Linked DNA regions of Homo sapiens: region 2 is linked to region 1. A link is a loop called in an ENCODE intact Hi-C map of the cell type or tissue named here. Cell type or tissue: mammary epithelial cell. All regions are shown on one strand. Each heading gives the region's core, and the rest is flanking DNA. Links, peaks and the distances in the headings are about the cores only.

The links. Peaks named below come from ENCODE experiments on the same cell type or tissue, not always from the same donor. Only the 100,000 strongest peaks of a DNase experiment are listed, where the experiment ranks them.
Region 2: it touches region 1 in a loop (12-fold over the local background); 8 of 110 quality-filtered maps call a loop at or near these places.

Annotation. Positions count from the first base shown.
Region 1 is chr3:47,248,226-47,253,600 of GRCh38, reverse strand. All of the region lies in intron 10 of KIF9 (kinesin family member 9), which reads left to right. SNORD13J (small nucleolar RNA, C/D box 13J) reads left to right here and starts at 2,992; the gene lies at 2,992-3,084. It also overlaps the pseudogene SNORD13P3. In mammary epithelial cell, for the core only: a CTCF peak has its summit at 2,815 (motif pointing left); no DNase peak of the experiment used is centred there.
Region 2 is chr3:47,368,123-47,373,497 of GRCh38, reverse strand. No RefSeq gene overlaps it. Among named protein-coding and RNA genes, the nearest start is that of PTPN23, 10 kb to the left of the region's middle. In mammary epithelial cell, for the core only: a CTCF peak has its summit at 2,185 (motif pointing right); no DNase peak of the experiment used is centred there.

The sequences.
Region 1 (5,375 bases), core at 165-5,164:
AAAGAAAAAATGCATGGGAGTGAAAAAACCAGACTGAGGCCAGAGGTTTCCTTTTGGGATGGGAGGGGAGTGGATTTGTAGCATGGTATGCAGAAGCTTCACATTTATCTGAAATGTTTTACTTCTTAAAAAAAAAAAAATCACTGGGCCGGGTGCGTGGCTCATGCCTGTAATCCCAGCACTTTGGGAGGCTGAGGCAGGCGGGTCACTTGAGGCCAGGAGTGCGAGACCAGCCTGGACAACATGGAGAACCCCATCTCTACTAAAAAATGTAAAAATTAGCTCAGTGTAGTGGTGCATGCCTGTAATCCTAGCTACTCGGGAGGCTGAGGCACAAGAATCGCTTGTGCCTGAGGGGCAGTGGTTGCAATGAGTGGAGATCATGCCATTGCACTCCAGCCTGGGCAATAGAGGGAGAATCTGTCTAAACAAACAACAACAAAAAAACCACCCCTGAAGCCAATGTGACAGCAGGCTATTAAAGTCACATTTTGGGGCGGTTTGCCCAGGTTTTATGGCATTATTTTGTATGGTTTTCTGCTTTTCTGTATTCTTGAAGATTTTCTTATCTTTTTTTTTTTAGATGGAGTCTAGCTCTGTCGCCCAGGCTGGAGTGCTGGAGTGCAGTGGCACAATGTCGGCTCACTGCAACCTCCACCTCCCAGGTTCAAGCGATTCTCCTGCCTCAGCCTCCTAAGTAGCTGGGATTACAGGCACCTGCCACCACCCCCAGCTAATTTATGTATTTTTAGTAGAGACGGGGTTTCATTGTGTTGGCCAGGCTGGTCTCAAACTCCTGACCTCGTGAGCCTCCAGCCTCAGCCTCCCAAAGGGCTGGGATTGCAAGCATGAGCCAACATGCTTGGCCTTCTTATCTTTTCTTATTTGGTGTTCCCTTAGCTTAGGATTATCAACATTGCTACCCGTGAACCTGGCTGGGTGGACGTTGTACCTGTCTTGAAGGTTTTTCATGCCCCTATTTTTTATTTTTTATTATTGTTTTTTAGACAGGGTCTTGCTTTGTCACCCAAGCTGGAGTGCAGTGGTGCTGTCATGGCTCACTGCAGCCTCAACTGCCTGGGCTCAAGCAATTCTCCCACCTCAGCCTCCCAAGTAGCTGGGACCACAGGCCTGCGCCACCACGCCTGACTTAATTTTTTTTTTTTTCCTCTAGTGATGGGGTCTCCCTATGTTGCCCAGGGTGGTCTTGAGCTCCTGGGCTCAGGGGGTCCTCTTAGCCTTCCAAAGTGCTGGGATTACAGGTGTGAGCCACCACGCCTGGTGAAGTTGGACAATCATGCTTTTTCATGTAATTTGTGTTCTAAGATCTGCATTGTTGGCCTTGGCCAACTGAGTGAGTCTCTGTGCCATCCAGTGTGAATGTGTTTATAATCTTTCTGATAAGCATTTTTCTTTACAAACATGAGTTCTTGAGAGAGATGTGGAAAAATTATTTTGGTTGCTGCCTTTCCTAGACTGTAGCCAGTATTCTCAGGTCATTTTCAGCACTGTCTTCGGTATTGATGCCTGTTTTCAAGAGGGTAGAATTGCTTCTTCAGAATTTCTTTGGCTGATGGGGCTGGCTATAAGGCAGAAGACTGGGTTCCTAATCCACCTCTTCCACAAGCTCTCTGTGGCGAGTTGCTCAGACCCTCTCAACCTCAGGGTCGTCCTCTGTGAACAAGGAAGTTGGCCTGATAACCTGCAGTGACCCTCCCACTCTGCCAGTCGGTGATTCTGTGAAGTGGTGTAAAGGGCTGTGAGCCTCAGGCATAAACAGACAGCAGGGAGAGACTTAGTATACTCCACTCTGCCAAGAGAAGATACACTGGCAAGCTGCAGTGGGATGAAAATCGGAAAACTGCCTGCCCCAAGAGCTGCCCCACAGCCTGATGTGCAGCTTAAGCAGAATTCTCTGAATTATCCTCATTACATTTATAATGAAAATGCCTATTAGGAAACTTACATGAGTCTGTGCTGTTTCCAAGGCATTTTTTTCCTATCTAAAAAATGTCCCTGTTTGTTGTTGTTGTTTTTGAGACAGGGTCTCACTCTGTTGCCCAGGCTGGAGTGCAGTGGTGCAATCTTGGCTCACTGTAACCTCTGCCTCCCGGGTTCAAGCCATTCTCCTGCCTCAGCCTGCTGAGTAGCTGGGATTACAAGCATGTGCCACCGCACCCAGCTATTTTTTATTTTTAGTAGAGATGGGGTTTCACCATGTTGGCCAGGCTGGTCTTGAACTCCTGACCTCAAGTGATCTGCCCGCCTTGACCTCCTAAAGTGCTGGGATTACAGGCATGTGCCACTGCACCCAGCCTCCTACATCACCTTCTGATTGGCCCAGACATGTAAGTTTGGCTCTGCTGTGCCTCACTGAACAGAGTCATCAAGCTGGAGGACCCTGATGGCTCAGTCGAACTTTCTGTAGCTGGGCCATGATACATTTTCTAGAGCTGGGAGAAGGATGGCATGTGGACAGGTGAGACTGGCCAGCAAGCCTCTCCTGTTGACCCCACAGGAAGTCCACACCTGAAGGGGACCTTTGTGGGGCTTCCAGAGGGGCAGATCCAGGATCTGGACACTGGTCACATGCCTTGGGTCCCAGGCTTTGTGCCTGAATTGCCACAGAGCCATCAGGATGCCAGGGGTTCTGTTGACCCTTGCTATGTGAGGGCAGTTGGGCCTCAGTGCCCAGGTGACCTGGTTGGATGAGGGCTAGAATACAGCAGGCCTTTGGTCTGGGAGAGGGCCAGTGGGGCAGTGGACTGGTCACAGTTTTGGTCACCAGTCCCAGGATCCAGGTGTCAGGGGCTCCCTCCAGTGGCCCTTTTATGACAACTAAAGGAAGTCCTATTGTTCACAGCGAGGGTTCTCAGCTTGAAGTTCCTTGTGCCTCTTTTAGGGAAGACACTCAGATGGTATATCGAGTATAAAATGACTTAGCGATTCTTCTCCTCAAAATGTGTCATTTATGATCCTTTTGTAGTTCATGAGTGTGATGATTGTGTGTTCATACGCTTGTGTGAGATGTGCCACCCTTGAACCTTGTTACGACATTGGCACATTACCCGTCTGATCTGAAAAAAAAAGTATCATTTATTTACTTACCTAAAATCTATGGAGTGCTTACTATGTGCCAAGTGCTTTTTAAAGCACTTGGAATACCTGACTGCATGAACAGAAACACAAATCTCTGAGCTTGCAGTCTGATGGGAATAGGGGAGATACATAATAATAATCACAATAAATAGGTAAGTTCTAAAGTTTCACTGTTTAATACGGTAACTGCTACTCAAATGTGGCTATTTAATTAAAATTAGAATTACTTCTTCAGGCACCCTAGCCACATTTCAAGTGTTCAGTAGCTGTATTTGTCTCATCATTACCATACCGGGCAGCACAAATATGGAACATTTCAATAATTGCAGAAAGTGCTATTGGACAGCACTAATCTAGAATATGTTAAAAGGCAAAATGTGCTATGAAAAAAAATTAGAGATTTTTAAAGCATGTTGCAGGGGTGGAGAAGGTATTACAATTTTTTTTTTTTTTGAGACAGTGACTCGCTCTATTGCTCAGGCTGGAGTGCAATGGTGCGGTCTCAGCTTACTGCAACCTCTGTCTCCCGGGTTCAAGCAATTCTCCTGCCTTAGCCTCTCTAGTAGTTGGGATTACAGGCGCATGCCACCATGCTTGGCCAATTTTTGTAATTTTTGTAGAGACAAGGTTTCACAAGGGTGGTCTCGAACTCCTGACCTCAGATGATCCACCTGCCTTGGCCTCCCTAAGTACTGGAATTGCAGGGATGAGCCACCGCACCTGGCTGGAATTACAATTTTAAAGAGTAATTGTGGTGCACCTAATTTAGAAGCTTTTGAACAAAGATTATCAGGAGGTAAGTGAATGAGTCTTGGAAATACTTAGGAGAAGAGAATTCCAGGGCAGCGGACAAGCAATGCAGAGGCAGAAGCATACCAATTTGTGGAAGTGTTTGGAGTGCACCAGAGAAGAGAAGCAGAAAAGAGGTAATGGGGGCAGATCTCAAAAGCCTCATAGATCACTGTGTTATTCTACAGAAATCTATGAGGACATAAATATATGAGTACAAAAATGTTCTTGCAGCATTGTTTGTAAGCAGCAAAAAATTAGAGGTGAGGCCAGGCACAGTGACTCACGCTTGTAATCCCTGCACTTTGGGAGGCTGAGGCGGGCAGATCACCTGAGGTCAAGAGTTCGAGACCAGCCTGGCCAACATGGTAAAACCCCATCTCTACTAAAAATACAAAAATTAGCCGGGCGTGGTGGCACATGCCTATAATCCCAGCTGCTCAGGAGGCTGAGGCAGGAGAATTACATGAACCCGGGAGGCAGAGGTTGCGGTGAGCCAAGATTGCGCCACTGTACTCCAGCCTGGGCGACAGAGCGAGACCCCATCTCAAAAAAAAAAAAAAATTAGAGGTGACATACATGATTATTATTGGGGAGTGGTGACATGTTCATGCAGTGGTTGGTGAGGATGAGGGTGAAAGGATGAGGTTATAACCATGCATAGAAAGCATCCTGGAGGCCAGGCACAGTGGCTCACATCTGTAATCCCAGCCCTTTGGGAGGCCGAGGCGAGAGGATTGCCTGAGCCCAGGAGTGTGATACCAGCATGGGCAACATAGTAGGACCCCTGTCTCTACAAAAATTAGCTGGGCATGGCAGTGTGTACCTGTAGCATGACCTACTCAGGAGGCTGAGGTGAGAGGATTGCTTGAGCCCAGGAGGTTGAGGCTTCAGTGAGCCATGATGGTGACACTGCACTCCAGCCTGGAGGACAGAGCAAGAGCCTTTCTCTAAAAAGAAAGCATTCTGGTGCTGGGTATGGTGGCTCATGCCTGTAATCCTAGCACTGTGAGAGGCTGAGGTGGGTGCATCACCTGAGGTCCGGAGTTCGAGACCAGCCTGGCCAACATGGTGAAAACCTGTCTCTACTAAAATTATAAAAATTAGCCAGGTGTGGTGGCGGTCACCTGTAATCCCAGCTACTCAGGAGGCTGAGCCAAGAGAATCACTTGAACCCGGGAGGCGGAGGTTGCAGTGAGCTGAGACCATGCCATTGCACTCCAGCCCGGGCGACAAGAGCAAAACTCTGTCTCAAAAAAAAAAGAAAGCATTCTGGAGTCTGTAGGCTGCACCAAAAGGGCCATTATCCTGGTAGACTGGAAGGAGCCTGGGGCCCCTGGGAGTTGGGGTTTGAGGTGGCTGTGTGGCTTGTGCTGTCTCTTCTACTGGCAGTAGCAAAGGCCAGGGGACTGTTCAGGTCCTCCCAGACCCTAAACTCACCCCAGTTAGGGAAGAGTCACCAGTCGGGAGGGAATCACCAGAAGCTG
Region 2 (5,375 bases), core at 214-5,213, 120 kb before region 1:
ATAAAGAAACATAGACATAACCTCTTTAGCATACTAAAGAAGTGTAACACATGATATGGGATGTTCTTTTTGTTCTGAGGAAGCGGTCCCCAAACTTTTTGGGACCAGGGACCGCTTTCATGGAAGACGATTTTTCCGTGGATGAGGGGCAGGGGATGGTTTCAGGATGAAGCTGTTCCACCTCAGATCATCTCTCATAAGGAGCACACAACCTAGATCCCTCACCTGTGCAGTTCACAGCAGGATTTGCACTCCTATGAGAATCTAATGCAGCTGATCTGACAGGAGGTGGAGCTCAGGTGGTAATGCTTGCCACCCACCACTCACCTCGGCTCCAAGGGACATTACTAGTATGAGTGATGAAATCTGAATAAAGTCTGTAGATTAGATAATGGTAGTGTTTCAGTGTTAATTTCCTGAATTTGACAGTTGTTCTGTGGTAATGTTTACATATAGGATAATGTTCTTGTTTTTAAGAAATATACACCAGGCCAGGTGCAGTGGCTCACATCTGTAATCCCAGCACTTTGGGAGGCCAAGGCAGGCAGATCACTTGAGGTCAGGAGTTCGAGACCAGCCTGGCCAACATGGTGAAACCCCATCTCTTCTAAAAATACAAAAATTAGTCAGGTGTGGTGGTGTGTGCCTGTAATCCCGGCTACTCAGGAGGCTGAGGCAGGATAATCACTTGAACCCAGGAGATTGCAGTGAGTAGACATTGCACCACTGCATTCTTGGGCAACAAGAGTGAAACTCCATCTAAAAACAAAAATGAAATATACACTGAAGTATTTAGGAGTAAAAAGGCAGTATTCTGCCCCTTACTCCCAAGTGACTTGGGGCTCAGGGAAGGGGAGGGGAGATATGTGTGTATATATGGGGGCACTGAAAGAAAGAGAGAGGGACACAAATGTCAAATGTTAACATTTGGGGAACTGGGGTAAAGGGTATGAAGAAATTCTTTGCACTATTCATGCAACTTTTCGATGTAAGTCTGAGATTATGTCAAAATAAAAAGTTAAAAAGAAAAACAGGACATCATAAAGAAAATGAACAGACAAGACCAAATTGGGAGAAGATATTTGTGAGACATAATCAAAAAAGGATTACCATTAAGGATATGTAAAAAAGTCTGATGAGTTCTCAAGAGAGACAAACAATCCAATGGACAAATGGGCACACAACTTGGATGGGAACTTACAGGAACAGCCAAAACCACATGGAAAGATGTCCAACCTCATCAGTAACCAGGAAAATGCAAACCCCAACTACACTGAAATGCCACTTGATAGTCATCAGAATGATGAGTATACATCTGTCAATAATAAGTGTTGGTGAGATGGGGCTGTAGATAGGGCTGTGAATTGGTGCCACCATTTTGGAAAACTGGCCTTATTTAGCCAAGTTGACACTATCAGCCCCTGTGACCTGCTGGGTGCCTGTATACCGTTGAAAGACTCCTGTGTACAGCACCAGGAGCTGTGTCAGAAAGGAATAGTCATAGCCACCCAAACAGGAAACATGGAGTCCTCCCCTGCTGCCATCTCCCATGTATGAGAATCCAGAACCACTGCATTACAGGTGGGGAAACTGAGGTGTGCGATGGGAAAGGGGCTGTCCAAAACACCACGTGGGCTCTGAGGGAGGGCCAGAAGAGAGGTTAGCTGTGGCAGGAGAAGTGGGGAGGAGGATAAGAGAAGGCAAAAGGGGGAAGGGGAGCTCTCTTGGTCTCACACTTGGCAGAGTGGAGGCCAGAGCAGGAAGCATCCCCATCTTATTCCTTCCCTCCCAGCCACCAGCCAGGATCCTAGAGGTCGGGGAGGGGCCTCTGAGGCAGCCCTCTTCCACTGGCCTAGAAAGCAGTGGGGACCTTCCCCGTCAGAGCAGAAAAAAGGCTGCTCAGTGGTGCAGCACTCCTCTTCCCTCCAGAGGGTCCCAGACCCTCCAGGAACTCTAGGAGCGCTGGGCACATTCTCCCTAGGAAAGGATCCAACATCCCGGGTTTGCAAATATTCAGGAAGGTTGGAAGCCTCTGAATCCATCCACAAAATCACAACCCTTCCCCAGCTCCCAGCCTAGGGGTTGGGGGGCCGGCGGCGGGGTGGGGGTGGGGGGGAGGGGGTCACTTGGCCAGCAGATGGCGCCAAGGCCACAGTGTTGCCACAACACAGCCACAATCCTGGGGTGCCTTTGGCTGCACAAAAACACACCCACATATTTAAAATCAGGGCTTTTTGTTGCTCAGGACCAGATTTAATTCTTATGCAAGTGGCCCTTTGGTACCAGTGTCTGTGAAAGGAAAGGTAGCAATGGAGAATTTATTCCTCTCCTGGCTGGTACAAACTCCCAAGTTCAGGCCACTGAAAGGAAGGAAGGGCCTCCGGGGCGGATGGGGCCTTCGGGATTGCCCAGGTACACCCTCCGAGGTTGTCTGGTGCCAGGCAGTGAGCTACAGCACAGCAGAACATGGTGGAACTTTGAGACATCCTCGCCTTTGCAGTGAGACCCTGCAGGCTGGCTGGGCAGCACCCTCTTGAGGGTGCCAAAGCCACTGGGTCAGGACTGGGATCACCTGTGGGACTCTCAGATGCAAAGCCTTCCTAGTCAAGGTCTCTGTCTCCATGGGTAATAGAGTGACTTGTATCCACCATTTGGGTTTTGGAACATCAGGTGGTGCCCCATGTGGCCCCACTGTGGCCACAGCCGCTTTCTTCACCCCATTCGACTTGTGCAGGCCGCTTAGGCAAGGGTTCCTAGAATCTGTGCCCGCCTCCTGGCTACTTCATTATAGCAAAGAGAAGCTGCCACTGAGGTCCGGGGCTTACACAGGCCCACCAGGGTTCTTTCATCACAGTTCTTCAGCCCTTGTGAAAGCTTTTTGCTTCAGCCATCTTCTCAAGGGAGGTGTAGAGGCTTTGGGGACATCCAAAAGGAGTCACAGGTCTCAGCTGCCTGTAGTGCTGGCTCTGTGCGGAGAAGATGGAAGTAATAACTGTGGAGCGGAACCACTCACCTGAAAGGGATCTTTCATCTCCTGCAGGTGAAGACTTTTCCCAGGGTGAGGTAGGGGAATCCACTTCCGGCTCTCTGCACCTTCCAGCTGTCACCCAACCTCAGGCCCCAGGGTCAAGTCCCATGTGGGTGGGTCTCGGAGAAAGCTCTTCCTGGGTGCCTGGAATCCTGCCCTCGCCTTCTGCAGCTCAGGCCCCAGCAGCCAAACCAACATCAGACTGCCGCTCCTCCTCTGACTGCCGCTCCTCCTCTGACTGCCGCTCCTCCTCTGACTGCCGCTCCTCCTCTGACTGCGAGCAGAGCAGCCTGGGTGTGTGACACTACCCTGGGGTGGATCCCCAGCACCTCCACTTACCAGCTCTGTGCCTGGGTCCTGTTTTTGTTGTTGTTGTTGTTGTTGTTTTTGAGATGGAGTTTCACTCTTGTTGCCCAGGCTGGAGTGCAGTGGTGTGATCTCAGATCACCACAACCTCCATCTCCTGGGTTCAAGTGATTCTCCTGCCTCAGCCTCCTGAGTAGCTGGGATTACAGGTGCTCGCCACCACGCCCGGCTAATTTTTTTTTTTTTTTTGTATTTTTAGTAGAGACGGGGTTTCACCATGTTGGCCAGGCTGGTCTCGAACTCCTGACCTCAAGTGATCCACCTGCTTTGGCTCCCCAAGTGCTGAGATTACAGGCGTGAGCCCCCGCGCCCGGCCTGCGTCCCGTTCTTAACCTCCCAGTGCCTTTGTTTCCTCATCTGCAAAATCGAGTTAATGGTAGTCCCCTTGTCTATGCTTGGCAGGGGTAAGAGCTCTGTGTTTGATAAGGGTCTCCAGTGCATCTCTGCGCCATGACTGCAGCAAAAGCCACCATACCTGAAGCTTCCCCTACCTCCCACACTGGCCCAGGTTGCCCATATTAGCTTTCTGTCTGCTTTATAGATGAAGAAACTGAATCCCAGAGAGATTGACTAAGAAGCAGTGGGGAAGCGGCAGAGGTGGGATTTGAACCCAGATCTATGGGACCCTGGAGCAGAGGAGGGGCTTATACAGCTGTACCCTGAAGCTGCTCTGGGTTGATTATCAAGCATAGGTTATTGAAGGGTTTTCATGTAGCTATAACGGAGTTTGATCATTTGAACTTATACCCTGTAAAGTCTACCTATCAAAAACACCTTTCTTCTACTTGAGAGCCTCCCACCTGAGTTCCCAAGACTGACTACTGCCTTCCAACCTCAAGTCTTTGGACATGTTATAGAGGCTTAGGGATTGACAGGATCATAAAGGCTACAAGGTTTTGTCCCCACCCCTCTCCATTGGATGCCTGAGCCCTATATTTATTGCATTCATGTTGCCAGTAACAGAAAAGCCCACTCAAACTAGTTTAAACAGTAAACTCCAGAGGCCCCCTCCACCTTCAGGCAAAGTGTGACCCAGCAGCTCAGCGATATCAGTAAGGATTTGTTTCTCTCTCTCCTCTGTGCCTTCTGTGCTGCTGATCTCATTTTAAGGGCAGCCCACCTCATATCCAAGATGTCGTCTTTGTCACATCTAGTCAGGCTCCCTTATTATTTCCAAGGAGCAGGAAATACCTTGGTCTGGTGCAGTGGCACACACTGGTAACTCCAGCAGTTTATGAGGCCAAGGTGGGAGGACTGCTGGAGCCTAGGAGTTTGAGATCAGCCTGAGCAACATAGTGATACCCTGTTTCTACCAAAAAATTAAAAAGATTAGCTGGGTGTGGTGGTGTATGCCTGTAGTCCCAGCTACTCAGGAAGCTGAGCAGAAGGATTGCTTGAGCCTGGGAGGTTGAGGCTACAATGAGCTAGGATTTTGCCACTGTACTCCAGCCTTGGTAACAGAGTGTCTGTCTCAAAAGAAAGAGAGAGAGAGAGAGAGAGAGAGAAGAAAGGAAACAAAGACAGAGAAGAAGAGGAAAAAGAAGAAGGAGGAGGAGGAAAGAAAGAGAAAGAAAAAAGGAAGGAAGGCAGGCAGGCAGGCAGGAAGGCAGGCAGGCAGGCCAGGCATGGTGGCTCATGCCTATAATCCCAGCACTTTGGGAGGCCGAGGTGGGCGGATCACCCAAGGTCAGGAATTCAAGACCAGGCTGCCCAACATGGCGAAACCCTGTCTCTACTAAAAATACAAAAAAACTAGCCAGGTGTTGTGGCAGGCACCTGTAATCCCAGCTACTCGGGAGGCTGAGGCAGGAGAATCGCTTGAACCCAGGAGGTGGAGGTTGCAGTGAGCCGAGATCGCACCACTGCACTCCAGCCTGGACAACCAGAGCAAAACTCCGTCTCAAAAACAAAAAAAAAAAAAAAAAAAAAAAAAGAAGAAGAAGAAGAGAGGGAGGGGAGGGAAGGAAGAAAGAAAGAGAAA